4 separate regions of the Homo sapiens genome follow, and regions 1, 3 and 4 are each linked to region 2. A link is a contact called in ENCODE Hi-C or POLR2A ChIA-PET data. All regions are on one chromosome and are shown on one strand. Each heading gives the region's core, a stretch centred on a gene start or an enhancer-like site at or near the end of the contact. The rest is flanking DNA. Distances are from core to core; before and after follow the strand shown. Region 1 has its middle 110 kb from the start of RBMS3-AS3. Region 2 overlaps RBMS3 (RNA binding motif single stranded interacting protein 3). Region 3 has its middle 340 kb from the start of RBMS3-AS3. Region 4 has its middle 15 kb from the start of LINC01985.

Region 1 (6,781 bases), core at 4,125-6,624, 510 kb before region 2:
TGTATCTAAACATATTTAAATATAGGCAAAGTGCGGTAAAAATATGATATAAAAGGCAAAAAAATGGCACATCTGTACAGGGCATGTACCATGAATGCAGCTTGCAAGACTGGCAGTTGTTCTTAGTGAGTCAGCGAGTGAGTGATTAGTGAATATCAAGGCCTGGGACATTACTGTATACTACTGTATACTTTATAAACACTGGACACTTAGGCTTCACTAAATTTATTTAAAAATATTTTTATTCAATAATACAGTACCTTTAGCTTGGATATTTTTACTTTATAAACTTTTAATTTTTTTAACTTTTTTGTAATAACGCTTAAAAACATTGTATAGCTGTAGAAAAAATATTTTCTTTCTTTATATCCTTATTCTACATACTTTTTTCAAATTTAATTTTTTTTTTTTTTTTTTTTGAGACAGAGTCTCACTCTGTCCTCCAGGCTAGAGTGCAGTAGCACAATCTCAGCTCACTGCAACCTCTGTCTCCCGGGTTCAAGAGATTCTCCTGCCTCAGCCACCCCCAAGTAGCTAGGACTACAGGTGCAGGCCACCATGCCCAGTTAATTTTTGTATTTTTAGTAGAGATATGGTTTCACCATGTTGGTTAGGCTAGTCTCGAACTCCTGACATCAAGTGATTGACCCGCCTCGGCCTCTGAAAGTGCTGGGATTACAGGCATGAGCCACCGCACCCTGCCTATTTTTAAAATTTTTTTATTATTTTTTTTTACTTAAAAGCTTTTCGTTAGAAACAAAGGCACAAACGCACGAATTAGCCTAGGCTAACACAGGGTCAGGATGATCAACGTGGAGGTCTTCCACCTCCACATCTCCCGACTGGAAGGTCTTCAGGGGCAATAATGTGCATGGAGCTGTTATCTCCTATAGCAACTATGATTTCTTTTGGAATACATCCTGAAAGACCTGCTTCAAGCTGTTTTACGGCTATTTTTATAAGTAGAAGAAGTACACTCTTAAGTAATGACAAAAAGTCATTACTTTTTGTTGCATAGTAAATACATAAATCAGTAACATAGTTGCTTACTATCATTACCAAGTATTATGTACTATACACAATTGCATGTGAAATATTTTTATACAACTGGCAGTGCAGTAGGTTTGCTTATACCAGCATCACCACAAACACATGAGTAATGCATTGCTCTATGAAGTTATGATGGCTACAACATTCTGTGGGACCACTGTATATATATGATCTGTGGTTAACTGAAACTATATTATGTGGCTCATGACTGTGTAACGCAATACAACTGTGAGATATATACAATGAATTTTGTATCTGTATTGTCAAAAATAAACTTCTTCAACCTATAGTTCTCTAACTTTATACCTATTCCTCTTTGTTTCTGTAAGATATTTCTTTTTTTTTTTTTTTTTTTGTTTTGAGATGGAGTCTCGCTCTGTGGCCCAGGCTGGAGTGCAGTGGCACGATTTCGGCTCACTGCAAGCTCCACCTCCCGGGTTCACGCCATTCTCCTGCCTCAGCCTCCCGAGCAGCTGGGACTACAGGTGCCCGCCACCACGCCTGGCTAATTTTTTGTATTTTTAGTAAAGACGGGGTTTCACCATGTTAGCCAGGATGGTCTCGATCTCCTGACCTCATGATCCACCCACCTTGGCTTCCCAAAGTGCTGGGATTACAGGCGTGAGCCACCGCGCTTGGCCTCTGTAAGATATTTCTAACTGGGATATTCTGTAGTTACATGGAGCAAACTACTGGTAGATATAGAAGGAAGAAAGCAATTTCCCTTTTCCCCATTACTCTCATCAGTATCACTATTCATACTGTTTTAAACACCTTCTATTTTCATGATCCTTTCCTGTAAATTTCAACTTCAATTACCTTCTGCAGTAGGCATAAAGAAATTTATGAATTGATTCAAAGCGTTTTCTTTCCCCAACTTCTCTTTCCATAACATTATGCTTGTTGGTGGAGAAAGTACAATGATAAATTTAAAAAGTTGACAGTTTAGAACGGAATTTGGCAAACTCCAGCAAGTCAAATCCATCCAGCCCACTGCCTGCTTTTGTAAATAAAGTTTTATTGGCACCCAGCCACTCCCCTTTTTTTTTTTTTCAGATTGTCTATGGCTGCTTTTATGCTACAATGGCAGAGTTGAATAGTTGCTACTGAGATTGTGTAGCTCATATAACCTAAAATATTTACCATCTGACCCTTTGTAGTAAAACAAATTGCCAAGCCCCAGTCTAAAAGATTCTGAATTGTCTGTGTATGTAAGAGATAGGGTAAGATACAAGTGCATGCATAAACACATTTTAATGCTTTTGAACTTAGATATATCTGCCACAAAAAAACCCACAAAAATATGTAAATTCCAAATTATGTGATGATAAAGACAAAGGAACAATAAAATCTGCTGAAGGACTACAAATTGGGTAATAGTTCACAGACTAGCTCACATGTCAGTAGAACATCTGAAATTAGTAAAATTTGGTAACAACAGGTGAGCACAGCAAGTTCTTTCAATAAATATTTAGTGAGTGTCTATTGACATATTCCAATAGATGGAGAATTTACTTAGAGTGAGTATCCCTCACCTTCTTGTGCCTTCTGCAAGATCTAGTGCAGTACTGCTCACATGGTAAGTTGACAATAAATGCCTGTTATTCAATTGCTGATGAAGTAGTTTGTAACAAAGGCATGATAACATTCCACAGCATAAATCATACAATGCTGAAGACACATAACTTCTGGCAAGATTCCTTAGAGAGGATGCAGGAGGGGGTTATTGCAACTAAAGTTTTGTGATGGATAGGATAGTTCTTGGGTGATGATTATCATTTGTTACTACGATTTAGTGGTTACTCTATCCTTAGTTCTCTGATACTCAAAACAGTTTTTTAGTCTGTAATGATTTTCATGACTGGTAGAGAGTATATTCTGTGCTTGAGAATGAAAACTCCCAATAATCTGTGCCCTTTGAAGTAGAGATTCAATAAGTGGTACTAATATTAGAATGAACTTGCCAAGGGCAAACTACTCATGGTACTTTGCCATACTTTGCAGCATGGAAACAGTAATTTTATAGAATTTTCCACTAATAAGCCACTCCTTATGTCTTTGGCCGATGGGAATTAATTTTTTGGATACGGGGCCTAATTGAATTAGCTCATCACCTTAAGCTTATACTAATAAATTTGGTGATAGCCTTAAGCTCCCTGCCTTCTCAACTCAGTCCATTTGCATGGTCTTAGTCACTGATGACTTCTAAATCTCCAGGACAGAGCTTTCTACTGAACTCAAGATCCACAGAAATATCAAATATATCACTATTTTTCTGTTTATTAAAATGTCTGCCTTTCTTGCTAATTATTAATATCTATAAAAGCAGAGTCTGTGTCTTTCTTTCTCATGGTTGTACTCCCAGCTTCTACACAGTATCTGGCCCGCTGCCAGCCCCATTAAATGTTTAATGAATGAATAGGTTTTTTTGTGGACCATCGTGTACCAGACATGGTATTAGGTGCAGAGATAAGATTATTAACTCCTGCCCTAGCATCACTTATGGTCTAGCATTGACATTTCTCTTAAAACAGATAAACTAGCTTACCTCTTGATGTTAAACTATTAAAAGACTTGTAAGAATCGTTTTCAATGTATCGTCATTTTTATAGGCTAATTTCATTTTGGGGAATCAGCCCATTTCAGTCGCAGTTACTCTGGGGCTGTGGGACTGTCCTCCAGGGATGTTCTGTATGACTTTATCTTCCACACACTCACGCAGGAGCACTAGTGTGCTTGGGTTCATTGAATGTGCACTGAGCCAGAAATGAGCTGTAGAGTAACTTTTAGGAGGGAAAAGGAAAATGAGTATTAGAATCAATTACTCAAATGTAAAGAAATTAGCCTATGCTACTTTTTTTTTCATTTAGAAAGAGAGGAAGGAAGGAACAAAGAAAGAAATGGAGGATGGAAGAGAGTGATGGAAGGAAGGAGGGAGGGAGGAAAATTGAGAGAGAGGAAGGGGGGGAAGGGAAGGAAGTAGAAAAGGAGAGGAGACAAGGCTTTCACAAATTTCTGTCCGTAAACAAGGTTATATGTTTATATTGTTTTAAGAATAAAAAATAATAGTAGCTTTTAAATTCAATAATAGTTATTAACATCATGTAATGAGTACAAGAAACTCTATTATATGCTTTATTAACTTATTTAATCCCAATGACAATCTTAGAAGGTGGGTTCTATTATTAGTCCAATTCTACAGATAAAGAAAGGGAGGCACAGGAAGGGTACAGGAGTTTATCAAAATTAGAGAGCTGGGGGTAAGCAGCATTATGCTGATCACAGCAGTCAGCCCCCAGAACCTGCGCTCTGAACAACTTTTCTCTACTGTTCTCTTTTTCAACATGCTTTTATGGAATATTATCTATGTACCAGATACTTTCACATACCTCATTTTATTTTAACTTCCACAGTAACCCAATGAGCCAGGGATTTTCAGATGAGGGGAGGGTGCAGAGTTTTGGAGTGACTTACTCAGGATCATTAAGTAGAAATGGGCATGGTTAAAATTCGTGTCTAGGCTTTAAGTCTAACACCTACCTATCCTTTCCCAGCTAAAGCAACTGGCAGAATTTGAAATTGCCTCTCCATTCACATTCATGCCAGAAACCCTTGTTCTAATCTCTGAAGAACTCTGAGTCGTTGTAATAATTAGTATTTAATAGTAGACAGAGCTTCTTCTTATTGTGTCCTAATAGAGGTTTCCTAGTCACTGAGTGGCAATTCCCAATTTTTAGGAGACAGTATATGAGGAGTCAAAGCAGATCAGGAGATTCCCTGGTCCTAGCAGATGTAAGTAGGAGGGGTCACCTGGTATAACCTTGCTGGTCTAGGGACAGTCTTCAGTGGGAGCTCTGGAAGCACAGCATGGCTGGCAAGAGCCCTAAAACATGTCTTCTAGAGCACAAAAAATGTTCTATCACATTCCACCCTTTGAAGTTTTGAAGCTTGACAATAACAATAAAATTAAGTGCCAGAAAGCACCATGTTTTATGATTATTTGATAAAAAGGGCCTCTGATAAGCAAAGCTCACTCAGATACTTTATGTTTACAAGTCATAAAACAAGTGATGTTGGAAAAATAAAGACAATCCCCATGTCAAGGGAGTAACAATAACAATAACAAAAAAGCCTGACTTTCCTCAGAGAAGCAAATCTACGGAGACCAAGCTAGAGACTCATCTTTGAGGAATGTTACAAAAGATAATGTCAAAGAAGAGAAGATATATTTTCTCTTCCTCCGGGGTGACAGGGTATGAGAAGAACTTAAAAGTTTCTACCCATTTCCTTGTGCAGCCTCCTTCCTTTTGAATGCCATGATTTAGATCCCTTTATAAGGATTTATTTGAAAGAAGCTTCTTATACCATAAGGGCAGTTTGTCTCTCTCTTTTTTAGGCCTTTGTAAATGAACAAAGTAACCACTTGTCCCACACAGGGTGCAAAGAGAGGTTTGGTATGGGTTTTACTGTCCATTCAGGCTCTGTATTCAGCAAGTTGTAAGTGAAATCTTTAGAAACCACATAGTGGGAATCCTTTGCTTGGGGCACGGGGTGGGGAGGTAACTTTGAAAAACCTATTGAAACTCTGAGAGCTGTTGGGTAGAAACTGTTCTTTTTAGACTTCCTCACAGGCAGTACGGGAAATAAACACACACAGGAAGTCGTTTAGCCTCTCCGTGAACTTTATGTTGACATTTGCTTACCAAAAAGTCCATTGTGGGTACTTAAAAAAAAATGCATGCACATGTGTGTGTATCAGTACACACACACACACAACACACAACACACACATATACACACACGTATGTAAACATTTTTTAATTCTCCCAAATCATGATGTTCATAATGAATACTGCTAAAATAAAACCAACAATGGGGAAAAAAAAACACAAAAAATATAGGTGTAGAAACCTATAACACTATGTTTTTGGAGTAGAAGCTACATATACATGATATATTTCTAAACAAATATTTAAGAATCTGCTGCATGGCCTTTCTCACATATTCTTTGCAGTGTTTTATAATAACTTCTTGACTTACAATGTCATTATTTATGTATAATGTTTGGTTCAGGCTTTTTATCTTTACTTATGTGATTATGGCTTTAGAACTGAAACGACGTTAAAATCTTCAATGGAGGGTCACTGAATCCTTAATGTGAAGTGGAAATGCTGATTTGAAAGCCAAAGATGAAGGACAATAAATGCATTTTACAGTGGAAAATGAAAAGACATAAACAAAAGGGAAGATTACCAGTGTCTAAAAAGTAACCACTGGCGGGGCGCGGTGCACTTTGGGAGGCCGAGGTGGGCGGATCACCAGGTCAGGAGATCGAGACCATCCTGGTTAACACGGTGAAACCCTGTCTCTACTAAAAGTACAAAAAATTAGCCGGGCGTGGTGGCAGGCACCTGTAGTCCCAGCTACTTGGGAGGCTGAGGCAGGAGAATGGCATGAACCTGGGAGGCAGAGCTTGCATTGAGTCGAGATAGCGCCGCTGGACTCCAGCCTGGGCAGCAGAGCAAGACTCCATCTCAAAAAAAAAAAAAAAAAAAGTAACCATTTGGTTGTTAGGAATATAAATTATTCAAGCTAGCGAAGACAAAGCGGGAGTCACTGGAATGATACACAGGATTCCTATGAAACATGTGACACATCTTATCAGAACCAGAAAGTCCTTGGTTTCTCTCTCTGAGCCACATGGTCCTTCAGCTCTGCTTCTTTCTGTGCA
Region 2 (6,736 bases), core at 1,167-3,666:
TCCCATCACCCAAGTATTAAGCCCAGCATCCATTAGCTAGTCTTCCTTATGCTCTCCATCCCCCACACAATCCCCCCAGACAGGCCCCAGTGTGTATTGTTCCCCCTTCCATGTGTCCATGTGTTCAATCATTCAGCTCCCACTTGTAAGTGAGAACACACAGTGTTTGGTTTTCTGTTCCCGCGTTAGTTTGCTGAGGATAATGGCTTTCAACCCCATCCATGTCCCTGCAAAGGACATGATCTTCTTCCTTTTTATGGTTGCATAGTATTCCATGGTGTATATGTACCACATTTTCTTTATCCAGTCTATCATTGATGGGCATTTGGGTTGATTCCATGTCTTTGCTGTTGAGAATAGTGCTGCAATGAACACATGCATGCATGTATCTTTATAATAAAATGATTTATATTTCTTTGGGTATATACCCAGTAATGAAATTGCTGGGCAAATGGTACTTCTGCCTCTAGGTCTTTGAGGAACCACCATACTGTCTTCCACAATGGTTGAACTAAAATTTGCACTTCCACCAACAATTTAAAAGCATTCCTTTTTATCTACAACCTCACCAGCATCTGTCATTTTTTGACTTGTTAATAACAGCCATTCTGACTGGTGTGAGATAGCATCTCAATGGATCCACAACTTTCTTTGTGCTCACCAATCTTACGAAAGGATGGCTTGATGCAGGAAGGCAATTAGATGTTTGTTTGTTTGTTTGTTTTGAGTCGGAGTCTCGCTCTGATGCCAGGCTGGAGCGCAATGGTGCCATCTTGGCTCACTGTAACCTCCTACTCCCTGGTTCAAGTGGTTCTCTTGCCTCAGCCTCCTGAGTAGCTGGGATTACAGGCACACGCCACCATGTCCAGGTAATTTTTTGTTTGTTTGTTTGTTTTAGTAGAGACGGGTTTCACCATGTTGGCCAGGATGGTCTCCGTCTCCTGACCTCATGATCCGCCGGCCTTGGCCTCCCAAAGTGCGGGGATGACAGGCATGAACCACCATGCCCGGCTAGATGCTAGTTTTTAAACAAGCTCTGATTCATTGATAATGATTTTTGGCTGCTTGGGGTGCTGTGTTAGGAAGGATCCTGTCTATACTTAGTGGAAGAGTACCAAGATTTCTTACAGTTTTTGCCACAGGCAGGAGTTGAAACTGGAAAGCAAGGGAGTGGGTGGCATTCCTTTCCCATTGTAGGTTTGGGGAGCGAACTGCTGCACCTGGCAACTGAAAGGGCCAGAAGGGCACAGAGTACCACTCTATAACATTTCTATTCTGGTTCATTTTTGTGTCCTATTAAAACAGCTAATGTTTCTCTGCAACAGTGCTATTCACAAAAAGGCTGTCCAAGTAGGGTTTGGATACACAAAGTAGGAAAGAGAGAGAGAGAAGGAGATAGATTGGCAGAAACTAGCATATTCTATCATTCTAAGAATGCAAACGTGTCACCATTTGCCTTAAAGCTGATATACTCTAGGAATTACTCTTCCTATGCAAAGTGTACAATTCTAAGTGTTTAAGTATTTGGATCACTGTTACTGTGGGATAATAATGTCCAGTTCAACTTCACTGCTTTTCTCAGAGAGGCAAATAGATACTGGGTCAGTCAAGATTATTCTTAGTGTGTCGGGGGCAGAATGGTGGGGTGAAAAATCAAGCTTTGCTTTCATTTTTTACTACCCGGCTTCCTACATAACACTTCAGCAGATGTCAAGACCATTTGTTTGGTTCCTCATAGCCTCCATGTGATCTTTCTCTTCACTGCAGTGTTCCCCAGGTGTGAGTTGCTTTGCTCAAGATCATTTTCAATGACTCAATTTTCAAAGCAAATGTACACACAAGACAGTAGTATTTTCAAAAACACAGGTTATCACATTTTCCAAGGGGGATAGACAAGAGAAGGGAGGATGCCGAGAATAGAGTGTGAGTTTATTTCACATAGCAGGTCTCATAAAGATTGCATCCATAAATGTGCTGCCAAATTGAACAATAGCAGTGGGGAATAAAGGGGAGGAGGGAAGAGAGGACTCAGATGAAGGCAAAGAGAAAAAACAACTTTAGGAAAGTGTGAAGTTTAAGGAGACATGCCTATAACACTGGCTTTCTACCCAGTCTCATGCTAACTCCTGGCTAGAAATATATAGGGACACAGACACACACACACACAAACACACCACCTCCTTGAAGGAAGAAACATTTTATTTAATCAGGATTGCTAAGGAATGTTGCTGCTGATAAGGCGACAGAAAATATTTCTGGGAGTGCATTTTCGGAACTTGGGAACAGAGACAGTCTGTCTGAACCCAGCTCAACTTTTCTTTCTTATCACTTTTTAAAAGCATGTTATCTTTAAGAGCCAAATTAACTTTTCATGATATGGTTTCTCAGCAGCTGACACTTGGGCATTACAGGGCTGGACAGGAATGACTAAGCAGTTTTGTAAAATGACTATCCCCAGAGCTGCTGGCTTGCTGGTTTTGGTGTCAATCATATATTTAGGATCTTTTTTCCTGTCTAGATTTATGTAGCTCTTTAAGAATAGAATTGCTTGGTCCAGGAAAGGTGTGACTAGTATAATAAACAAAAGAAGCCACAGAGGATATTCTTGTGAGAAACCAATTAATTATTCACACCAATATGTTATAAGTACAGTTCATTTTCTCTTTTGACTATTGCATTACAAAGAATTTTCTCAATGCATTCAGGAGATATAATTAATAATACCCTAAACAGTAATTTTAATAGTTATGGTGTTGTACTGGGAGGCCTATCAACTAAAATTCAAAAATAAAATAAACACAGTCCCTACTTTTAGGAAGACAAGAGTCACTGTATTTAAATTTTTACTTTTGATGTCTTTATTATTTGTGGACACTCTGAAAAACATAAAATGTCATATTATAACAGACTTTAATGTTTTAAAATAAGTGGGATTTTCAAAAACACACAGTTCTGGAAAGGTGTATTTCTTTATGTACCTATCTATATGATAAGAAGTTTTACCACATGGCTGTATCATTTATGGAATCAATTAAAACCAACTGTGGTGGTAAAAAAATAACCTCTAGTGGACTTATTCAACTGTATATGGAATTTTATTTAGGGAGTTATGGAATGAATAGTTTTTTTCCCTGAAAGCATTGTTTTGTTAGTTTTCTGATTGTTTGATAGATAGACATAAAAATTTTCCTTATAAGTCCTTGGATATAATTTTACTTTTCACATATGATTGATCCCTTCTATTTATTTTGCCATCAGAAACCAATTTTTTAACATTGCATATTATCCAGAATTTGAATGTCACAAAATTCAAACAGGTAAAATGTAAGGTTTGTTATGTACACACACACACACACACACACACACACACACACACAGACACATACACTGAGCTAAAGAGGATGGTCTTTGTGTACAGAAAAGGATAACATTTTTTCCCTTTAGTATGTTTATTGATGAACACAAACAGAATTCTGTTTGGTTTATGTTGCATGTTTTATTGTTTCTTTTTTTAGATTTTAATTTTCCTGTTACTATGTGTGTATGTGTGTAAGTATAAGTTTTATATTTTTCAGGGGTAAAACAGTTTCCGGTAAACAATTTTTTTGTTTTGCTTTGTTTTGTTTTGTTTTGTTTTGAGACGGAGTCTTGCTCTGTCACCCAGGCGGGAGTGCAGTGGCGCGATCTCGGCTCACTGCAAGCTCCGCCTCCCGGGTTCACACCATTCTCCTGCCTCAGCCTCCCGAGTAGCTGGGACTACAGGCGCCCGCCACCACGCCCAGCTAATTTTTTTTTGTATTTTTAGTAGAGATGGGGTTTCACCATGTTAGCCAGGATGGTCTCCATCTCCTGACCTCGTGATCCGCCCGCCTCGACCTCCCAAAGTGCTGGCATTACAGGCGCGAGCTGCAGCGCCCAGCCCGGTAAACATTTTTTTTATAGAGGGAGTTTTAATACGTTCTGTATTAGTTTCTCTGTTTTTTCATTTGTATATTTGATGTGATACTCAAGTTGCTATTTAAGCTCTATTCTACCTTTTTTTGTCCCATGGGAGTCCATTCCATCCTCTAAAAAAGGGAAGAACATCAGTTCTTTAGCCATTACTTGGTGCAAAACAAGTTCCGGTTTCCTCCTTCCCTCAGGTGTGGATAAGAGCAGAAAAGTAGATACACAAAGAGGTATATACTTATTAGAAAGAAATCACTTGCTTAAACAATAGGCAGGAACTGTGCGACTCGACCTGGAACAAATAGGCATAAATAAGCAGGAAAATGTAATATTTGTTTGAGAGCTTGAAATGCAGTCTTTTAGGACATATCTAGGACATCCCTGCATCATCACTTTGGTAAGAACTTCAGTACCTTGCCTGCCAGTCATTTATATGCACGTTCCGTCACAGTTAGTCCCACCTCTCCCCACACCTTCTGCACCACTGCTGCCACCACCATCACTGTGCCTGGCAGCTGGGTGAATCAGGAAGACTTCTAACGTTAGTTTTCCCATATTTACCAACAAGTCTTCCAAAGTGGGCCCAAATTAAAGTTGTGTAACAACATCGCTTTCCCTCTCTGGATCTTCATTACTGGAGATGGAGGCAAGCACTTTACTATGGTAAGCACTTTTGACCTTAGACAGGTGGCCTAAAAGGTGGGTACCAACTAGCCTTTAGGACATATTCAGGAGGGCTTCTATACCAAGACTCTCTGGCCAACGTAGGCTAACAGTTCTTTTCCCTTGAGTTTTCATTTGCTTCATCTTAACCATATCTCTATTACTCTAATCAGTACATTCTAATAAAATTACTTGTATGTCTCTCAGTAAAAATATGGTCTTCTTGAGTCCCCCCATTTCAAAATTATTTTATTAGATCTTTTTAGGCTTACTGTGTCTCTGAAGGGCTTGGTGTATATTCATTGTTTGATAGCATATCATGGACAGTTCTGATATTTTAAACAAAAAATAGGCCGGGCATGGTGGCTCATGCCTGTAATTCCAACATTTTGGGGAAGATGAAATAGGAGAATTGCTTGAGGCCAGGAGTTTAAGACCAGCCTGGGTATCATAAGAGACCCCATCTCTGTAAAAAATAAAATTAAAAAGCCAGATGTGATTGCATGCCCCACTAGTCCCAGCTACTAGAGACGCTGAAGCCAGAGGGTTGCTTGAGTGCAGGAGTTCTAAATTACAGTGGGCTGTGATCACACTCTATCCTGGACCACACAGAAAAACCCTGTCTGTAAAAAAAATTCAAAAACAAATAATTACAAAGAATAGGAAATTAATTAAATATAAGAACCAATGATTGCTTACATTTTCATACGTCTTTCCTTATTTTCCTTTATCTTGGTACATATAAACTCTAAAATAATAGGATATAACTTAACAAATGTTTATTGTTTATTTTTTTCTTCAATTTCTATGTGTAACAAAACCTTAGGATTGTCAGAAATAAAGTCATTATTTTGTTTAAGGAGGAGGGTCCTGCTAGCCTTAGTAAACATAGCCCTTATCTTTCTTCTCTAAGATAAAATGGCAGGTACTGGCTAGATGCTGCACTCTACAAGTATATCATCAGTTTTGTTTTGCTTTCAGACTAGTACTAGGAAAGAATGAGGTCATGCATTTTGAAAGTGGGTTTTTGTGGGTTTTCTTTATGTGTGGTTTCTTTTTGAGTCAGATAAGTTTTTTTCCTTCCTTTTCAGGTCACACTTATACTTTTATGCAAAATATTCTAAGTTGTGTCAACTGAGGACATGGCTACAGATAATAGAAGTGATTTTAAAAGCCACTTAACATAAAAGGATTGTTCCAATTTCCCAGAACAGCCAGGTTTCTGTTTAATCCAACCCCTTTAGAATATAGCTTATATCTCTGATGTTCAAAGCCATGTGTTCGTCTTGAAATAATCAAAACAATAGAATCCTCAAAGAATCCAGTGCATAGGCAACATGTATTATGTTATTTAGTTAGTTTTGACAAGGTTATCTAGGCAGTTAAACATTATTATCTACAGGATTTCTTTTTCCTTCAACATGAAGACATTAAGTTCAGATTTGTAGAGCAGAGAATATCTGTTTCATATTTGACACAAGCTATCTCAATTTAATCCCCATTTTCCTTCATTAGACAAGCGAAGCTAATTATTTTGAGAAATGAATGATAAATAACTACTGATAATTAGACACAAAGGTTTTCGGGGTATGCTGTGTTGGTTCATATAGGGAATGTTCATAAAACATTATAACAGCAAAAACATTAATTTGAAGAAAAAATTTGGACCCTTCAAATTTTGCTTTCCTGTTTTCCCATTTCCATATGCTGAGAAGATACCAATATTTTCACAATTGTGACTTGCTAGACATAAGTTACGAGGGATAATAAAATAATATCCTACCTATTAGTTGTAGCAACTAGCTTCAAGGGGATTATTAGACCCATGAACTGAAGTCAAGTAGTATAGAATGATAATTACATTTATTACAGTATGCCCAGATTATAGATATTTTGATATGTCTTGCCACAAAGGACACCAGAGTCATATTATGTTTCAGTGGTACTAGAGGAAGCTGCACGAATAATTACCGTTAGTTTCATGGAACATCTAAACTGATATTATTTTCACCCAGCTCTACTCCAATTGCAAATTGCTTTTCCCAAAGCAAGAGCTAGCTTTCTCATCTTTCTGCTTGATGAAGGTAAGTTATTCAGCCCTGATTTGCCTTTTCTTCTCTTCTCT
Region 3 (6,426 bases), core at 413-2,912, 740 kb before region 2:
TTCTAAGTGAAATAAGCCAGACACAGAAGGAAAACTTGTGTGATCTCACTTATATGTAGAATTTGTAAAAGAGCTCAAATACACATATATAATGAAATAGTGGTTACCATGGGCAGGGGAATGGGAGTAGGGAGAGGCAATGGGGAGATACAGGTCAAAGGGTACAAAATAGCAGATATGTAGGAAGAGCAAATCTAGACATCTAATGTATAGCATGAAAACTAAAGTTAATAAAATTATACAGTATTAGGGATTTTTGTTCAATGGATTTTAGCTGTCCTTATCAGAAAAAAGTATGAGATGATGTCTTAATCTGCTTCACTGTGGTAACTATTTTAGTGTCTGCATGTATATCCTAATATGTAAATCTCAAATATGCACAATATTTATTCTAAAAAAACAATCAAGATTTTTATTTTATTTTATTTTATTTTGAGACGGAGTCTCACTGTGTAGCCAGGCTGGGGTGCAGTGACGTGATCTTGGCTCACTGCAACCTCTGCCTCCCGGGTCAAGCGATTCTCCTGCCTCAGCCTCCCAAATAGCTGAAACTACATGCGTGCACCACCACGCCCTGCTAATTTTTGTATTTTTAGTAGAGATGGGGTTTCATCATGTTGCTCAGGATGGTCTTGATCTCTTGACCTCATGATCCACCCACCCCGGCCTCCCAAAGTGCTGCTGGGATTGCAGGTGTTAGCCACCGCGCCTGGCCAAAATGTGCACATTTTAAGGTGTTTTCTCCCCTTAGTGTCTAGAATATCTCCTAAATATTGAATGCCTTTTGGATTTCTTTGGAAGTTTATAGCACAAATGTTTTTGGCCACCTCTTTCTATGTCCCTCCTGTAGCCTCTCCTTGGCCTTTAAGATGCAGAATAATGTAGTTGTTGAGATCTTCCTGATATAAATTTATGCCAAGTATACACATCAGCAACAATTGTACATATCACTGCTTTCCTCCTTCCAACAGGTATAAGGACTTAGTTCTCAGTCCTGGGTTTCACTTCACTGCATGCTGCTTTGTGCAATAGTTAGCAAGCATTTTAGGGGACTGGCTAAGCAAAGTTTCCAAAAATAAGAGAAATCTAGAGGCAATGAACTTCTCCAAAATTTTGAAATTAAAAACATCCTCAAAACCCAAGAAGAAACTAGTTTAATTTTGTCAAACATTATACCTAACATATAGGGTATAAAGTTGTTGTTTTGAATTACACATATCATGAGCAGCTTATAAAATTCTTTTTAGTAAGTATCAGTCCCTAAAATCTTAATATGACCCGGATTTAACCTCATCTTTCCTGTCTTTTCTCTTTCCAGATTTTATTAGCAAAATTTCTCCACTGATTATGACTTTTGAGTTACCCCTTCTTCCTCTGTAAACACTGTTTTTTTTCTATTTTTTCTAGTTATCCAAAACTGGAGTAATTGGCAAATCACTTGCACTGGAACTCAAATTCTTGTGGGTTTGCTGAGAAAAGGTTATACAGAAGTAAAACCACATATACTTGAATTTTGCATAAGGGGAACTCCAGGCCAGGGAAAGATTGTGGTTTTGTAGGAAGATCACTCTCACCCTCAAAAAGCCAAGGGCATCTTTTCTTTAAAAGAGTTCCCACTTTGTTTATGTGGGAAATTGTCCAGGGCACAGCAAGTCTCTGGCAGGACTTTGCTGGCCTTTTGCTTTCTAACTGGCTGTTGTAAGCAAAAACAGCCCTCCAGAGTCTCTGTGTTTTGGTGACATGTGCAGCTGCAGTTTTCAGGGGAGGAAAGGGGCAGGAAAGAAAAAGGAGGATATCCTAATTCCTTTCCCACCTGATGTTCTAAAATGTTGAGATTGGGTCCTTACAGCCAGGGGTCATGAACCTAAATAAAGCACAGGGTAGCCAGCAGTGCTAGAATATCCACTCCATTTTCCTTAATTCAGTCTATAAAACAGAAGTATTCTGAAGTCTGTCCATGGATTTGATTTCCTGCAGTCTGAGCTCTACTGAGAGAGAGGTGGTGGAGCTCCTTCCTCTCTGTGGTGTCTCCAGCACCCTATAAATCAGCAGCTGGCTCACAATGTGTGCCTTTATATCCCATGGCCAAATCTCTACTGGCTACTTAAGGATACATTTCTGGGTCTTTGAGATGAGAAACTACACAACAGATGAGTGAATTTTAAGGATCCTATCGGTGTAAAATATATTAGGATTTGAATTAGAATATAATGGGGGTTCAGAACCTAGACTCTAGTCTGACTGCCTGGGTTTCACATTTCAGTACTTACTAGCTGTTGGACCATAGCTACGTTTTTGTGTGTTTGTTTGTTTTTGAGACAGAGTCTGTGTCACCCAGGCTGGAGCACAGTGGTGCAGTTAAGGCTCACAGCAGCCTCAAACTCATGGGCTCAAGCGATCAGCCCCGACCTCAGCCACCTTGAGTGGCTGGGACTATGGGCGTGTACCACCACGTCAGGCTAATTTTTGCATTTTTTGTAGAGACAGGGTTTCACCATGTTGCCTAGGCTGGTCTCGAACTCTTGGGCTCGAGCAATTGGCCTGCCTCAGCCTCCCAAAGTACTGGGATTACAGGTGTGAGCCACTACGGCCAGTTTTTCTTAAAAAAACTTTCCAAGCCTCTGTTTCCTCTTCTATAAAATGGTAATAATAATAGTACCTATCTCTTGGGTTTTTGTGAGGTTTAAAAACATGATTGTTGCAAAGCCTTGGGAACAGTGCTTGGCAATAATAAACAGTAAATTTAAGTGCTGTTGTGCTTGTGGTGGTTCATAATATTGGTATTATTATTATTATTATTATTATTATTATTATTATTATTATTATTGAGATGGAGTTTCACTCTTGTTGACCAAGCTGGAGTGCAATGGCATAATCTTGGCTCACTGTAACCTCTGCCTCCCGGGTTCAAGCAATTCTCCTACCTCAGCCTCCTGATTAGCTGGGATTACAGGCGCACACCACCATGCCTGGCCAATTTTTCGTATTTTTAGTAGAGACAGGGTTTCGCCATGTTGGCCAGGCTTGTCTCAAACTCCTGACCTCAGGTGATCCTCTCACCTCGGCCTCCCAAAATGCTGGGATTACAGACATGAGCCCCTGTGCCTGGCCTGCTATTATTATTGTTATTCTATTGGCGTAACATAGATTAGGTTGTCCAGGAGTAGAGCCTGAGACAAGAATTCTGGTGCAGGTATTTATTGAGGAATTACTCTCAAGGGAAACCTGTAAGGAGTGAGAGAATTAACGTAGGACAAGGAAGAAACTAGGCAAAGATGTAGTTTTAGCAGAGGCCTCACTTCAGCCTGATCCCATGGGGACATCTTGAGTAAGAATTACAGCAAAAGTTGTCCCACTGTAAGACAAGGTGACCAAATTTGTACCCCTGAAACAATTACTCATTGGTTTTAGGTTGCCTCAAGTGCAGAAAGCATAATTCCCAGCACCTTCTGAGGGGTGGGGATGGCCTGGAAGAGGATCTGAGTAAATTAGCTAGAAATAGTAATTAATTAGGAACCAGCAGAAAAAGTCTATGGGTGCATCTCATTCATATAAATATTTCTATTGAAGTAATCATGTGCATGTGTGCCAGAAACCAGAGCACCAAAAGCACACAGGAAAAGCTGAAGGGAGAATCTTTTACAGACTTGCTTTGGGCTCTTTGGATGGAGATTAAATATACTCAGTTTGGATTTTTATTAGTATTTAGAATTTGCAACTTAAGGCTCTTGAACAGCCTCACTGAATCAGAATTAGTGAATGGCTTCTGGACTGGGAACTCTGGTAGAATGATTTATTTGCCTCTATTCCCTTGCTTCTTGTTGCTGTTGCTCAGAAATCATGCGCAGTGGGTTGTTTTAAGGTAGAGTATGCATCATAGTTCCCAGAGTTTGAAACCTGCTATTTTGAGGCATGAGGCTGTTTTCTTTGCTTTGTTTGCTCTCTTTAGGAATGAAAAAAAATTGGATAGTGAGGAGATGCGAACCTGTCACAATTCTTAAAGTGATTGGAATATAAAATAAAATTTTCAAGACTCCTCCCTACCTACTGCTGTGGAACCTCCTTCCTCCTTCAACTTCGGAAGCCATTCATTGAAAGGGACCCTTTCATTGTACACCATGCTGGGCTTAGTTCTTCCATTAAATTCCTTCCCTGTGTTACTTAGAATTGAGGTAGAAAAAAAATATTTCCTTTGCCCTATGAATGTTTGACTCAGTTGAGGAAAGCCCTTTAATTAATGCTTAAATTTTGTAATTAACGTGCTCTACTTAAAAGACCAGTTTAACCTTGGATTCCTGACTCTGGAATTAATGGAAACTTTTGAGCAAAATCTTTTTCAGCCAAAACCTTCCTTATCCATATATGGCTTGTCCACTTTGTAGGCTTTTCTTTATTTAAATTCCAGACTACCCCCACCCACTGCATCTTGACCACTGCTTTCCACTGGCAGTTGGTGACTATTCACAGTGTGCCAAGTAATTTTAACATAAGCCCAATCCATGATCAATGAAGAAAGGAAGTCAGATAAGATAGGAGAAAGCCTCAGTGTTTTCCTAAGCAAATATAAAAGTATGTTTAAGTACATTATGTTTTAGAATATCTATGCCATTGCTTCTTCCCTATTAGTATGTGTTTTCAAGAGTTGGTTGTAGCAAAAGTAGACAAATAGGATTGTATCAAAAAGCTCCTACGCAGCAATAAAAACAATAAACAGAGGAGACAACCTATGAAATAGAAAGTATATTTGCAAAGCATACCTCTAAGATTAATATCCAATTAATTGTCGAATTATTGGGACTAGTCTAGAGGTGAAAACCTCAGTATCCATCGACAGATGAATGGATAAAGAAAATGTACACACACACACACACACACACACACACACACACACACACACACACACACACTGGATTTCTATTCAGCCTTAAAAACAAAGGAAATCTTATGCTGTCATTTAGGACAACGTGGAAGTAACTGGAAGACATTATGCAAAATGAAATAAGCCAAGCACAAAAAGATAAACACTGTATTATCGCATATGTGGAATCAAGAAAAAGTTGAAATCACAAGAGCAGAGGGGATAATGGTGGTTGCCAGAGTCTGGGGAGTGGAGGAAATTGGGAAATGTTGAAACAATAAAAGATTTTAAAAATTTGGTTTTAAATGCTCTACTGGCCATTGGTGAGTTAATGATTCACAAAATACCCTCAGAGAACTCAAGGCTTTAAAAAAAACACACTATGTGGAAGCTTGTAGTACGTGTGTATGTGTATGGTTTTTTAAATGAACTTTTATAATAGTTTTTGATTTGCGTAAAAGTTGCAAAGAAGTTTTCTGAATACCCCATACTCAGTTACCCTATTATTAACATCTTACATTAGTAGGGCATTTTTTATTGTTAATGAATTATTATTTTTAGATGATTATTATCTAAAGTCTATGTTTTATTAGGATTGTTTCCAATGTAATGCCCTCTTTTTTGTCCCAGAATCCCCATTCAGAAGACCACTTCACATTTAGTTATCATGTCTCCTTAGGTTTAGACTGTGGTAGTTTCTCAGACTTTTCTTGTTTTTGACGACCTTGACAGTTTTGAGGATTAGTAGTAGATATTTTGTAGAAGTCCCTTCAACTGGGTTTTGTCTTATTTTTGTTTTCACGATTGAGGTTTTGGATTCTTGGTGGAAAGATCACAGAGGAAAAATGCATTCTCATCACATCATACCAAGAGTATATGCTCTCAACGTGACTTTTCTCTGATGATGTTAAATTCAATCACCTGCCTGAGGTAGGTTTTTCCGCTATAAAATTACTCTTTCTCTCTACCCCAACACCTTTCCATACTATACTCTTTAAAAGGAAGTTACTATGTGCAGCCAACATTTGGAGGTCTTGGGGAAAGGGTGTTGTGCTCCACCAACTGGAGAGGGGGTATCTATATAAATTACTTGGAATTCTTCTGCATGGATATTAGTCTGTTCTTTTCTGTTTATTATTTACTTATTTGTTCATTCATTCTGGTTTAGACTAATGGATATTTATACATTGAGCTCTAACCCAGTATTGTATTATTTCGTTTGTTGCTCAAGTTATTCCAGCTTTGGCCATTGTGGCCATTTTTAGTTGTTCACTGATGTGCTCCTTTGACATACCCCCATCATTTTGTTTTCTGAGCACTTCCTTACTTTCCGGCACTACAGGGAACTGCAGGCTTATTTTAGATATTCCATGCCATACAATCAGCCATTTCTTTAAGGAGCCCTGATTCCTTGTATTGGAGAATGGTATTAGAAACTAAGATCTGGGCACTAGAGGTTCTCATTCCTGCCAGGATGTCATTTTTTAGGCCATTTCAGTCTATCCGGGCTTGAGAAAAAAATACACACGCTAGCATAAATACATGTATCTAAAATTATTTCTGTTAAT
Region 4 (5,987 bases), core at 759-3,258, 820 kb after region 2:
GGCTTTCGAAATGATTTGTGCACCTCCACAACCTGACCTCTGCCTCTGCACTCTAATCATTTTCAACTTCCTTTGGCTATGAGAAATCCCCAGCTACTCTCTTGCTTCCCAATCTCCAGGCAGCCTGTTCTCTCCTTTTGATGCAAAAGTTTCCATCTGTTTTGTTTTCTTTTTGTTGTCGTTGTTTGTTTTGGTTTGGTTTTGTGTTTTGCACCAAGTAGCTCCTACTTATCCTCAGGTCTTGGCTTCAGTGTCATATTTTGGGACGGCTTCCCTGTCCCTCAAATCTGGTAGAACTGCCACTCCTCTGAGTTCCCATGGTACACATGGCCACTGATGGTACACATACCCCTTTGGATTACGTCTGTCTGTTTACTTCTTTGTCTGTACCAGACCGCCTACTCCATGAAGGCAGAACTCAAGTCTGTCTTGTCTGTCTTTGAGTCCCTCTGCCCCATGCTCATTAAGTATATGGAAGTTGAATAAAGATAGAAAATTTCTCTATTTGTTTCCAAAGACTTTGAGGTTCATCACTTCTTTACAGAGTCTGAGCGTCCCAGTGTTGTGTGGCTGCCATAGTCAAGTGCTTCCCTTTGTGCCCAAGCGAAAAAGAGAAGAAAAGAACTGTGCTGAGGCAGGAGGCCCCACACTTTTGGAACAGTCTACTCTAGCAATGCCTCCTTATCCCCTCCCAAAAGACTGAAAAAGCTAGTAGGGTTTAAAGCCCAGACTTAAATGACATTGAACTATGCCCTATAAGACACCAATTCAGTTACTAGAGGGGTCAAGGTCAAAGTGGAATGTTTTGTGGAAAGAATAGAGATGTCATAAAACTTATAGAGTTGAGGAAATGAGTAGTTTTCTAGGAATTTTAGAATTCTGAAAGAGATTCTTGAATTTCCTGTTCTTCCTCTTCCTTGTCACCTCTTCCCTGCCTTCATACCCTCAGCCATATATGTGGCTATGGCCCACCAATAAGGATACTGGAGAAGTCCTGTCATAGAAACTCACCAAGAGAGCACTTCCACTTCTCCCCTTGGGTCCCTGCTCTAAGTCTTTGCATCTTTGCTCTTCTGGTTTTGTCACCTGGCTTCTGAAAATTCTTTAGGCCAAAAACTCCCTAGAAGCAGGGTTCAAGATGGGAATTCTTATGCACGTGATCTATTCAGGGAGTACTTCCAAGAGAAATCTATAAGAAAGTGAGAGAAATAGGACAGAGAAGGGGAAAAAACTCTAGGCAAAGATGTGGTTTCAGATGAAATCTATCTTTATTCTTCATCCTTACCCTCTGGAGGGTAAACTGTACCACAGAGCCTGCCCTATCTTAAGATGAAGAAATGAATCCTGTGCTGGTGAGTCATTGGATCAGGGCTGCCCCAGGTGGGAACAGAAGGAGTCAGGACACCAACTCCTGACACTACTGGGCTAGGCAGCTCCTGTTGCCCAAGGACACTTCCCTGGATGAGACTGCAGATGTGAGATGTTAGCAAAAGCACCCACAGCTGCTGGTAAGAGGTAAGCAGAGATTTGGCTGGGACTACAGGTCCTTTGTTTTCTGTTGGCAACTCGTTATGACCTTCTTCAGCTACAAGTCCTGGACAAGTGTGTTGTTTCTGGAAACCTCTGGTCAGTCCAGCAGCCTCTTCTCCTTCACACTCCACCCCAACCTTCCATATTTCCTGATATTATAGTTCTTTGTGAATGCTAAAATCATGATTCGTGACCCAACCATGTTCCTTGTCAGAAGCAAGGTGGGAGAAACAAATTAAGATGTTGCCATTACCACTCCCAGCTAGAACCACAAAGCAGAGACATTGCTAAGTATTTGTATTGCACAAAGAGTTATGCCTGACAGCAGTAAAATAGTAAGTTTTTATTAATGGGAGGGAGAAACTTGGTTATGCCCTTCATAAGAGTCTTAACTATGGGAAGAGTGATTGTGTATCCTTATGGAATGGAGAACAGTGGCCTCTGAGCACCTGCTTAGACCAGGTGACTAGTTCCTCATGACTCAATAGGTAAATGAGATGAACTTTGTGTAATCTTTCATGCATACCATTCATGTGATAATGTGGTAAATGGGTGGGGCTATCACCAGACAAATTTTGTTTTACATTCTAGTTTCATAGCTCATCAGCTGTTACAGCTTGGACAAGTTACTCACTTTTTGGAGACTCATTTATAAAACAGAGAGAGTACATACGTTGCAAAGTTGTTATGAAATTAAACACCACCTGGCACATAGTAGGAACTCAATAAATGAAAGTCATCATTCTCAGATTATTTCCTTCTACAGAAATAAAAACTAGAGGGGTGTGGGTGTTCAAGTGGGTATTGAAGTTGGAGTGGCAGAGAGACAGGGTTGGGGGAGAATATGTGCACTAGTGCTCAATTATTATTGTTCTGTTTAAACACCTATTACTTTATGAAATGCAACAATTTTTACATGAAACGTTATGATTATCTATACTTTAAAGAACCAGAGACCAAGAAATAGTTTGTTGTTTTTTTCTCTGTAGAGATCTGTTGATGAATATTAATGACACTCTTTACTCTCCTGCATACTTGCAAAGCTACAGGGAAACCAACTAATGCAAGTTCTAGGTTGAGGCAGTATCTGAGGTTCTTGTTGATCCCATTTCCCGTCCACCTAGCTCTTTCCAGAAAAGCCTATTCCAACATGGAAAACAGATGAAAATATCAGCTCCTTACTGAGCAGAATCAGTCCTGCCTCCTCCGGATTCTGGGGAATGGACTCAGGTCTTGGGTCTCTACATAAACCCCCAAATGCCAAGACATCTAGCTGTCTGCCCTTCAGTTATGATTCATCATAAGACTGACAGACATCCAGTCAATGTTTTTCTACAAATGACCCAGAATCTTCCTCATTCTTTCAGTAGGCAGATTCTACTTCCTTAGTGACTTTTTGTGGGTGTCATTTGAAAACTGGTATTTGTGCCATATGTCACACCAAAATTTCTCTGCTTGCCTGCATTGAGTATATATTTGCTGACAGTCTTGGGAGTTAAAGAAAAAAGGAATACCTGTTCTTAGGTAAAATGGCCCACTAGAACTCTGCTTTCATTCACCCCATTTTCTTTTCTTTTTTTTGATGGAGTCTTGCTCTGTCACCAGGCTGGAGTGCAGTGGTGCGATCTCTACTCACTGCAAGCTCCACCTGCCGGGTTCACGCCATTCTCCTGCTTCAGCCTCCCAAGTAGCTGACACTACAGGCGCCCACCACCACACCCGGCTAATTTTTTTTTTTGTATTTTTAGTAGAGACGGGGTTTCACCGTGTTAGCCAGGATGGTCTCGATCTCCTGACCTCGTGATCCGCCCACCTCGGCCTCCCCATGTCACCCCATTTTCTAAGCTCTTGAGTCCCTGATTCTGTGAATATAAACTATATTATACCTCTCTGATTCTAAAAATGTATATTAGAATATGAGACAGTGTTTGTCAACTATAGGATCTTCTGATACAGATGCTGATTCATTTGCTCTTTTTGTAATGGTTGCCATAATTACCCTAGTTTACGATAGCTTTATTATATAACAGCTTAGAAAAAAAAAGATTGTTTACTCTGGTCTCAGAACTATTCTCAGCAATTTTCATGGACTTACCTCGTTCGGTCCTCACAACTAAATCATGAGGTAGAAAACTGCTATTATACCTGTTTTACAGCTGATAAAGCTATAGTGTAGAGGTTTAAATCACTTGCTCAAAGTCAAACAGTAAAAAGGGGAGCTGACATTTGATCATGGGGCCAACTGATTCTGGCACATACATTCTTAGCACTTGTACCTTACAGAATGTCAATTGTGAGTGAATTCTATTAACTTTCTCTTCAAAGGCAAGAACACTCTCCAGCTCTAAACGTTTGAGACATACACTTTTTTCTTTTTCTTTTTTTTTTTTTTTGAGATGGAGTCTTGCTTTGTCACCCAGTCTGGAGTGTAGTGGTGTGATCTTGGCTCACTGCAATCTCCACCTCTTGGGTTCAAGCAATTCTGTCACCTCAGCCTCCCGAGTAGCTGGGATTACAGGCGCACGCCACCATGCCTGGTTAATTTTTGTATTTTTTTTAGTAGAGGCGGCCTTGTTGGCCAGGCTGGTCTCAAACTCCTGACCCAGACATACACTTTCTAAAAGTTAAATGAATTAAATTCCAGTCAAGTTTAGACATGTGGTATAATGGAACAGCTGAGCTATGTAAATAGAGTATTGTGAGTTACATTTCTTTGAATACCTACTGTATTAGTCTGTTAGCGCTGCCATAACAAAATATCAACTGGATGGCTTAAACAACAGAAATTTGCTTTCTTGTGGTTCTGGAGGTTAGAAGTCTGAGATCAGATGCTGGCAGAATGCATTTTTCCTGAGGCCTTTCTCCTTGGCTTACAGATTTTCCCCTTCTTGCTGTGCATTTGCATGGTGGCTCTCTGTGCATGTATATGTCTGTGTCCTAATCTCCTTTTCTTATAAGAATACAAGTCATATTAAATTAAGGCCCACGCTAACGATTCTATTTTAATTGGTTACCTTTCTAAAGACCCTGTCTCCAAATACAATCACATTCCAAGGCACTAGGGATTAGGACTTCAACATATTAATATTTGGGATCCACGATTTAGCCCATAATACCTACTAAATACTTGGCACTCTAAACATTTTGGAAAATTCCAAACATTTTGGAAAATAACTTACAAAGGTGAATGAATCAGGCTTACTTCCTCTCTGCAAGGGATCTACAAGTTTCTACATAACAATGTTATGGGGCATAAGGTGAGATTTGGCACTTAAGAAATACAGAATAAAGTTCAGTAGGTAGTCAGGAAAATGCGAGGTGACTTTCTGTTCGGAGAGTAGGTCAAAACATGCTTCATGGTAAATATAGCATTTGAGAAAGTTTCTACACAGGATTTGATCTGAGGTAAAAAAGGCAAACGTAGATAATTTTTGTCCATGATAGTCTAAATTCAAAGAAACAATGGGATATTACACTGCTTATTCATGTTTTTTGTTCTTTTTTTTTTTTTTTTGTCTTTCTATAACTATTCCCTCACCCCTTCTGATTGGAGGTCTGTTATTGGAGTTCAGAGTTTTAAAGGAAACACGGTAAGATGGGGGAAGATGGTTATTAGAGCTTAGGTGACTACAGTGGATGGATTCTTACTTAAATCTCTCATCCCACTTCACCCCTCTCCAAGCATTCCAAGTTGCGCCACCAGTCGTTTAACTGATAGAGGGAAATCTCACCTAGACCCAGGGAGGACCTTGAGTCATGAATAGGTCAAAAAAGTTAATAAATAGGCCTTTCAGTCATATCACACATTGTGCTTTTCAAAGTATTTTGCCATATTTGATTCTCCTGAAAATGACACTGTGAAAGAAATGTTTAATAATAATGTGGTGGTTTTTTTTGCACTACTTGCCTTATCAGATCAATTCTCCAGCCTTTTCTGTCTGCTTCTTTCCTCTGTGATTCAGTACTAAGGCCTGCATCACCCAGGCGCTCTTGTGCAACGGCTTCCTTCTGGGTTTTGTAGCATCTCTCTTCAAGATTATTCCCTTTCATAGATAAACTCCTAGACACGTACAACCTACCATGAATGAACCATGAAGAAATCCAAAATCTCACTAAATCAATAACAAGTAAAGAGATTGAAGCTATAATTTAAAGTTTTCCATCAAAGAAAAGCCCAGGATCTGAAGGATTCATTGACACATTCTACCAAACATTTAAAGAAGAACTAATACCAATTCTACTTAAATGCTTCAAAAATATTGAAGAAAAGAGAATACTTCCAAACTCATTCGATGAGGCCGGCATTACCCTGATACCAAAACCAGACAAGAACACAGCAAAAAAAGTAAACCACAAGCCAATATTACTGATGAACATAGATGCAAAAATCCTCAACAAAATACTAGTAAAGCAAATTCAGCAATACATTAAAAAGATCATTCACCACGGTCAGTGAG

Evidence for each region. A loop is a pair of places that touch in the nucleus more often than their neighbours do. ChIA-PET counts read pairs that join two places held with the same protein, here RNA polymerase II (POLR2A). Pooled maps may share reads with other maps.
Region 1: a loop to region 2 is called in a pooled map, with 1.9 times the contacts of the local background. The contact joins two enhancer-like sites. A Hi-C loop is called at or near these places in 1 of 168 maps with a recorded cell type or tissue (PC-3) and 9 of 50 pooled maps. POLR2A ChIA-PET finds 5 or more read pairs at or near these places in 1 of 52 experiments (Panc1).
Region 3: a loop to region 2 is called in a map with no recorded cell type, with 10 times the contacts of the local background. The contact joins two enhancer-like sites. A Hi-C loop is called at or near these places in 8 of 37 single-sample maps with no recorded cell type and 9 of 50 pooled maps.
Region 4: a loop to region 2 is called in a map with no recorded cell type, with 17 times the contacts of the local background. The contact joins two enhancer-like sites. A Hi-C loop is called at or near these places in 3 of 37 single-sample maps with no recorded cell type and 3 of 50 pooled maps.

The regions. Positions count from the first base shown.
Region 1 is chr3:29,166,202-29,172,982 of GRCh38, forward strand. No RefSeq gene overlaps it. Among named protein-coding and RNA genes, the nearest start is that of RBMS3-AS3, 110 kb to the right of the region's middle. Within about 2 kb of position 5,375, at least 2 of the 41 ENCODE cell types and tissues checked have a DNase peak (open chromatin) inside an H3K27ac peak, as active enhancers do.
Region 2 is chr3:29,681,440-29,688,175 of GRCh38, forward strand. The region is part of intron 4 of RBMS3 (RNA binding motif single stranded interacting protein 3); the gene reads left to right. Among named protein-coding and RNA genes, the nearest start is that of RBMS3-AS2, 42 kb to the left of the region's middle. Within about 2 kb of position 2,417, at least 3 of the 41 ENCODE cell types and tissues checked have a DNase peak (open chromatin) inside an H3K27ac peak, as active enhancers do.
Region 3 is chr3:28,939,158-28,945,583 of GRCh38, forward strand. No RefSeq gene overlaps it. Among named protein-coding and RNA genes, the nearest start is that of RBMS3-AS3, 340 kb to the right of the region's middle. Within about 2 kb of position 1,663, at least 2 of the 41 ENCODE cell types and tissues checked have a DNase peak (open chromatin) inside an H3K27ac peak, as active enhancers do.
Region 4 is chr3:30,500,828-30,506,814 of GRCh38, forward strand. No RefSeq gene overlaps it. Among named protein-coding and RNA genes, the nearest start is that of LINC01985, 15 kb to the right of the region's middle. RefSeq lists an enhancer at 43-92. Within about 2 kb of position 2,009, at least 2 of the 41 ENCODE cell types and tissues checked have a DNase peak (open chromatin) inside an H3K27ac peak, as active enhancers do.